Regions from separate parts of the Homo sapiens genome. Here all the other regions are linked to region 1. A link is a loop called in an ENCODE intact Hi-C map of the cell type or tissue named here. Cell type or tissue: MCF 10A. All regions are shown on one strand. Region 1 overlaps SLC1A2 (solute carrier family 1 member 2). Region 2 overlaps SLC1A2 (solute carrier family 1 member 2). Region 3 overlaps CD44 (CD44 molecule (IN blood group)).

Region 1 (2,500 bases):
CCATCAGTTTAAAAGGTTGTATTTTGAAATCATAACAAATTTCAGGTGATTCAACCTTCAAGCAATATTGATATATGGTTTAGGGATAAATCATTTTAAAAGCAATAGCTAACATACTAAGGGGCTTAATGTGTGTCAGGAACTTCTTCATATAGTTCCTATGCATTTATCCTCACAACCACCCCTAAATAATGTGGTCCTACTATTAAACCCATTTTACAAACATGGAAACTGGGACTTAGAAAGCTTAAATACATTCCTTAAAATTACCTTGTCTGAGAAGCTTGGTGACTAACCTGCAGTGCTTTTTCATTTTTAAAAAAGAACAAGGGGCAAAAATTTACATCTTTTTTCCCCCTTTTTTATTTGTTGTAGAGATGGAGTCTTGCTATGTTGCCCAGGCTGGTCTTGAACTTCTAGAATCAAGCAATCCTCTTGCCTCAGCCTCCCAAAGTGCTGGGATTACAGGTATCCACCACACCCAGTAATCTGCAAAAATAGACCTTCTGACTTTCCCATCTTCTGGCACCTCCCCTCACCCCCATTCTCCTGTAGAATTGGTATATGTACTTGATCCTGGTCAATCAATCACTGAAGATGGCTGCCTTAATGTGTGGGAGAGAATTACCTAAGAAGAAATGGGTCAAATCATTCTGGGGTGGGTGGGGGAAGAAATGCCAGTTCAAGATGCTGCTTCTAGAAAAGTGACTCAGAGAGGGGCCCAGCTTTTTATGCAATCCCAAAATGCCAGAAACGTGGGGTCTCTGGCCACTGAGGAGGCTCCCATGTAAATGGCTGGCTCATTTGGGTCTTCCCCACACTGGATGAGGAGGCAAGAACATCCCCTACTTTTCCACACTGTGACCTTGCTTGCTACAGAAGCCATATTACCTTCCCCTGGAGAGTAACGGGTGTGTTTTCTGACTATGTCCCAGACAAAGCTCATTAATAATTCACTTCTGAATAAATGACAGGAAAGTATTTGGTTGCCATGGTAACAACTGCAAGGCCTATTTGTTTTTTGTTCTTTTTTAAAATAATGTCTGGGCCATTTTTTTGTGAATGTTGAATTACTGACAGAAACCATACATGTATAAGACAGAGATATGAATGGGTAGGGAAACAATATCTTAAAAATGCAGTCGGTAAGCCATTAAGCATCAGGACCTTAAAATAAGGGAACCAAAATGCCTTTCTCAGCTTCCCACTGCACCTTTCTGGAAGGAGGAGGAAGTGACAAAAAAAAACAAAAACAAACAAAATCATTTCTAGACTCAATTAGCTATGTGATGAAAACTTATTCATACCAAAAATTCATATATAAAAGCATTTTTCACACTTGAACTTTTTTCTTAATTAACATATATTCTTGCAACTAATCGTTACTACAACCTTATGAGGTCAGCGTTATCATACTCATTTTATGGATGGGGAAGCTGAGTCTTAGAGAACATGGCCTAAGCCTCATAGTCTTGAAGTGGTAGAGGCAGAATTTATACCCAAGTCTGCCTGAATCCAAAGACTGTGTTCATTCTACGTATCAACCCTCGGGGAAAGGAAGAAATGGGATCCCATTAGGGGAGTAGGGTTTACCCAGAATTTATTTCCAGAAAATAGGCCTTAAATAATTTTTACTGAAAAGAGAAAGACCCGATGAGTCATAGATTTATTTAAAATGTCTTTCATCCCATTGCTAAAGAGCAGGGAGGAAAAGTGAGTTTCATCAGTTTCACATTTTCATCTTTTACGGCACTACATACCAGATGAAACAAACTCTTTTTTATAGCATTCGAAATAATCTCAGACATGTTTGTTTTTGTTTTGTTTTGTTTTGACACAGGGTCTCACTCTGTTGCCCAGACTGGAGTACAGTGGTGTGATCACAGCTCACTGCAACCTTGACCTCCCAGGCTCAAGCCATCCTCCTGCCCCAATCTCCAAGTAGCTGGGACTACAGGTGTGTGCCTCCATGCCTGTTTAAATTTTTGTATTTTTTATAGAGACAAAGTCTCCCTATGTTGCCCAGGCTGGTCTTAAACTCTTGGACTCAAGTGATCCTCCCGCCTCGGCCTCCCAAAGTGCTGGGATTACAGGCATGAGCCACCATGCCCCACTCAGACATGTTTTTATTGAAAGATAACACCCTACCCCAGATTGTGAGCATGTAGAGCCTATGCCTCCTTCACATTTGTTTCCCAGCAGGATACACCTTCGGATGCTCAGAAAGCATGAGCAGGTGGAATTACCCTAAATGAACTAATTCAGAAGCACAAAACCAAATATCACATGTTGTCACTTATAAGTGGTAGCTAATCACTGGGTACACGTGGACATAGAGATGAAATAATAAACACCGGGGACTCCAAAAGGGGCTGGGAGTGAGGGTTGAATAATTACCTATTTGATGCGATGTTCACTATTTGGGTAACGGGTACACTAGAAGTCCAGTCCCCACCAGTATGCAATATACCCACGTAACAAACATGCACATGTACCCCTG
Region 2 (2,500 bases), 130 kb before region 1:
TTTCTGTTCCTTTCTACTGAGAAGACTGAGGAGGAAGACTGGCTCTGCTTCCAACTGTGTCCTATAACTGGTTTTATGTGCTTTGATAGAAGATAACAAAACGCTTTCAACATATTGGATAAATACCAGTATTTTTGTTTCATCAAGAGATGACATTAAAAGAGGCACAGCCAACACAAGTGTCTTCCATGTGTGAGGACAGTAAAATGACCAGGCTTTCTAGGACGATGAGATGATGACTGAAATAATTGACAGATTAAAAATATCTTTTTCTTTAGGAACCAAAAAATAATCTTTTGGGTTAAACAAAGCAAAACACATACCAAATAATCTCATTTGATTTTACTACACCAGGTGAAGGCAAACCGAACATAAATAAATTTGAATATTTAACTCTGGTTAAACTTTATGTTGACTGTGCTCTCTTACTTTTGTCAATATCTACAGTGGTTATATATAAAATACTTCCTAATCAATTATCAAATTTAGAAAGAATAATGAAACATACTTTGAAATTTCAACCATTGTTCTCACAGATTACACAGGGTAAGGCAGAGATGTAACAGGTTCTTTAATCAACTGCCTTTAAGAGCATGGCTCCCTTTAAAACTGTCTTTGAAACATTTTACTTAAAGAGCATATGGAAGATAAATTGTCAGAATTCCCTAAGACAGGTATTTGCTTTTAATCAATCCATGTGCAAGCTTTACTAGACATTTTAAGGGGAGTTACTTCTAGAGGCTTTTAATAGAATCTCTTGTGCATAACAAGGCGAGACATGGAGAACACTTTAAGGAATAACACGCTGTGTGTTTGCTCATTTTCCCAAGTCCCTGGAGTGTACCACACTGCTTTACTCATGTCCCCTGGGAAAAGAGCATCCACATTTCTGCATCTTGGGAGAAAAGGGAAGCTGGCAAGAACGTGTCTTCAATTCCAACTGATTCCTCCAGCAGCATCCATTCAAATAATAATACAAGTGAGAAAATTAGACGGTTATAAAGCATTATTTGGCAAAGACACAGCACCGTGCCTGTCATCACTGACTCACAAGAGCTCCTCTAAGCCTCGGCTAACAGATTAAGTAAACATAGAAATATACGCATTTTTTTCCTTTTTAAAGAAAGCTTGTTTATATCATCAGTTACCATAGGATACGCTGGGGAGTTTATTCAAGAATTTGCTGAGACTCATATCCTTATTTCTCACGTTTCCAAGGTTCTTCCTCAACACTGCAGTCGGCTGACTTTCCATTGGCTGCCAGAGTTACCTGAAAATAATTATCATCAACATCCAGCTTACAGACCACGAACCAGAAAAAAGCCCTGTGGGTTATGTGGAGAAGCACCAAATCCAAGATTATACTACATGACTGAAATATTAGTTTTAAATGGAGTTCTTTCCAAATTGAATTTGAACCTGTCTTGGGTTTCAACAGTGATCTGAGAATTTTAAAAATCCATATTTGCCTTGGGAGTATCAAGGTATTAAAGCTGCTTTGTAATTTGGGGAATAACTTCTACTATGTTTTTAGTGTTGTGGGGTGTCTAACTACCCAGAGATCCATCACACAATAACACAGTCCTTAAAATACAGTGCCCATGTGCTACTCCATACAACCACAGAGGAAGAAATCCAGAACTAGGTATCTAGTTCTACTCATGCATGTGAAAGGTTCAGTTGCAATGACACCAGGTAGATGGCATACGTGTCTAATTTTTAAATCAGAAATCATGACATTTCAGCTGTGCCAAATAAGCTATCCCAGCTTTAAAGATTAAAAAGAAAAGTAGGGAGAATTAAAAGTCTGAGATTGGTGACAATGTTTATCTAAATTACTTCAATGCAGACATTTAATAATCAGATAAAATTACCAGACCATCTATATTATGCTTCCCTGGCTCAAAGTGAACTGAACCTTTTTGCAGAATAGGAGGTTTTCCCCTCCACTTCTAAGTAGTTTTCCTAGCTTACCTTCTGTCTGTCTGTCCTCAACGTCATGTGCAAACTTAAACCCACGACTGATATTCCACATAATGGAGAGACTGGATTTATGAAAGCATTAGAATATGGAGACGTGACAAACGCAGTAATGTTTGAAAGAAATCTGACTTTCTTCTTACCCAAGTGGAAGTGAAATGCATGCATCATGACCACATACAACATGCTAGGAACAGAAAACCAAGTGCCCTTCAACGAATCAAGCAAAGGAAAATAAAAACCATTTATCCAATCCCCATTAGCCCCCCAATTTTTTTCAGAAAAACAGACCATGCAATTAGCAATGACTGCTCCACATGCAGTTATTCTGATTAAACTTGAAAACTATTGTGTAACTTCAAACTACTATTACCAGGCAAGAGTTTGAATACACAGACCAACAAGACATAACAATGCTTGAAATGGTTAAAGTTTTGACCAGAGCTGCAGCAAATTTGTTTCCCTTTCAGTGAACTGTCAAGAAAGATTGCCAGGGACAGACTGTCTGCCCAGAGAAAGT
Region 3 (2,500 bases), 240 kb before region 1:
CATCGCTAGATGGTCAGGAGCACCAAAGTTTTAAAAACCTGATGCTCTGCTGTGGTACCATATGGTCCTGTGTAAAGCAGGGTCCTAAGTCCTGAGTCTCTAGGAAATACTGCTCAGTGAGCACTGACTCTATACTAGATGTGAAGCCGGGGGTAGCACAGGATATCTTATCTAAGCCTCCCAACAGCCCAATACACCTAGCACTCTCTTTAACTCCATTTTCTAGATAAAGAGATCGAGACTTGTGGAGATGGCATGACTTGCCCCAGGATCCAGTGGTGGAGTTGGGATTTCCGCATTATCTAACATCCTCCCATGTTAGACTCCAATGCTTATGCTCCTTCAATTCATTACGTGTCTGGAGGACTTTGGAAGCTATACGTGGCTCTCCCACACTACCTGTCCCCTGTGGCCAGCATAAGTGAACTCTTGCATGGGTGGCTTCTCTCTCCATCCCCGGCAGGCTGTGGACTCTTGGCTGCCCTGCCCTGGCCTGTCTCTCCCCAGGTTTGGCCACAGATATCAGAGATGCCAACCAAGTTATTTGTAACTAAAATAAATCACATCCCTTATCAGAGTCCAGCTGCCCTCCCAGATATGCTCTGATTTACAGGCTTGGAATAAAGAGAGAGGTGGTTGCTTGTCTACAGGACAAGTTAGGGCAATGCCCTCTGCCTGAATATTAGGAAAGCAGCATTACAGGAGCTCTCACTCTGACCAGGCAAGCATTTCACATGCACAGACCCAGAGACCCACTCCTCACATGCTCATTAGTAGGTTGTGCGACCCTGGGTAGGAGGCTGACATGGGTCTTGAACTGAAACCCAGTGTGTGGCTCTAGGTGACATGTGGCCACCCAAGTGAGGTTTCGGATCCACCTGCAGTGTCAGATGCTTCAAGGCTGGGGTCCCCTGATGGAGAGGAGGTGGTTGGAGATCACCTGGGCCTCCTCAGCACTGCCTCCTGGCTGGGGCTGGGGCTGGGGATAAGAGAGTAACTGCAATTGTGCTTCCCCGGCACCTTCGCTTTAGGTCACTCCACCGAAGAGCCTGAAAGGGAAGTGGTTCTTGCGAAAGAATGAGCTGAAGCAGGTGGCAGATGCTACCAGGCACCGTGTAGTTTTCAAAGGGGATCTTTTTCTGCCTCAGAGAGAAATTCTGGGGTTTGCACAGCAAGAAACCGATGACTCAATTTCCTTTGTGTCCCTGCTTTAATGGGAAGGTTGTAGGCGTTCTTTAGAATGGCAGGGTAGGTTGATACCTTCTACCTTAAATTTGAATCCCACTTTTCACTCACTTAGCAGGTTGAATTTTTTTTAAGTGTACCCCCCACAGCTGCCCAACTGGGTTTGCGAGGCAAGCCCAACTTGCCAGAGTAAACCGGAAGGGGTGCTTTCTAAAGTTTGTGGTTCTGGAGTCTGGCCAGGCATGGATACAGTCATTGTGCGTTCCAGATTTTCTGGGAGAGTCAGGATCTCAAATATGCAAACACTCTACCAATTGATGTCTAGTGCATATTTTGACTAAATGTTTATATATTTTTCCACAAATAAATACATGACTTAATGTAATTGAAAGTCAAACACTTTTTAAAAATGCTTTTTGCATAAAGAAATTCACATCTTTACAACTCCTTAACTAGGATGGTGTCAATTAAATTAATGTTTGATTCAGGACATGTGTACTTTGGAGGTAAGTATTTCATATTCCTCCCCTCTCCATTGCTCAATTGCCCCACTGGGTGACGTACCAAGATAAGCCACATGTTTGATTCTTGTTTGCTGGATGTGGACATATGCACATTGCAGGTATGCCTATAAGTACATGCCTGAAGGATCTATGTGTGTGGTGGGAATTGGTGATGCCAAAGAATGCTAAAGACTTTCATGCCCCTTAAAGGGGAAAATAACCACAACAAAACAAATTCCAATGTATCTTCTCCTGTCTTCTGCAGCACTGGGGGAGTCCCCTGATAACAGGGATCATGTCACATTCATTTTTGTGGGCCCAGATCCCAGTAATATTGACCCATAACTGTTGAACTGCAATGAATGTCTAGAATATAAAAGTCATGATATCTATATATATGGAAGCATGCTGTCAGTATGGGCTAAGGTGCAAATACATTTATGTGTAAGTGAGAACCATGGTGATGGCTGTGTTGCTCAGGACAGGGCTGACTTGGCTGGCTGACTGCCCACCACAGGCCTCATGTTTGGTCTACCCCAAACAGTGAGCTCACCCATCTGTTTGTTTGCGGCTTTGGTGGCTGCCTGCTGTGACCGCTGGGGACATCTGGCTAAAGACAGGGTTACTAGATAGTTGGGCTGAGAAGGGAGTGGGAGCCAGTGAGATGAGGACACCAACCCCAAATTTAAGCCTCAAAACAAAAACACTCCCCAGCAGCAGCCACCTTGGGGTTCTAGTTATTTTGGAGATACTGATACGAGGTTGAGATCCTTGGGTGAGAGGCCCACACTCCTCCAACCCCCATGTCTGCT

What was found. Peaks named below come from ENCODE experiments on the same cell type or tissue, not always from the same donor. Only the 100,000 strongest peaks of a DNase experiment are listed, where the experiment ranks them.
Region 2: a loop joins it to region 1, with 8 times the contacts of the local background. A loop is called at or near these places in 13 of 110 quality-filtered maps.
Region 3: a loop joins it to region 1, with 10 times the contacts of the local background. A loop is called at or near these places in 19 of 110 quality-filtered maps.

The regions. Positions count from the first base shown.
Region 1 is chr11:35,386,580-35,389,079 of GRCh38, forward strand. The region is part of intron 1 of SLC1A2 (solute carrier family 1 member 2); the gene reads right to left. Among named protein-coding and RNA genes, the nearest start is that of SLC1A2-AS2, 31 kb to the right of the region's middle. In MCF 10A, a CTCF peak has its summit at 1,216; a DNase peak (open chromatin) is centred at 1,202.
Region 2 is chr11:35,259,696-35,262,195 of GRCh38, forward strand. It overlaps SLC1A2 (solute carrier family 1 member 2), which reads right to left. Exons shown (of 11, transcript NM_004171.4): 11 at 1-1,270. The coding sequence ends at 1,199. Among named protein-coding and RNA genes, the nearest start is that of SLC1A2-AS1, 21 kb to the right of the region's middle. In MCF 10A, no CTCF peak of the experiment used is centred here; a DNase peak (open chromatin) is centred at 1,046.
Region 3 is chr11:35,143,238-35,145,737 of GRCh38, forward strand. The region is part of intron 1 of CD44 (CD44 molecule (IN blood group)); the gene reads left to right. Among named protein-coding and RNA genes, the nearest start is that of CD44, 5.3 kb to the left of the region's middle. RefSeq lists a silencer at 1,054-1,103 and an enhancer at 1,274-1,333. In MCF 10A, no CTCF peak of the experiment used is centred here; DNase peaks (open chromatin) are centred at 1,134, 1,404 and 1,744.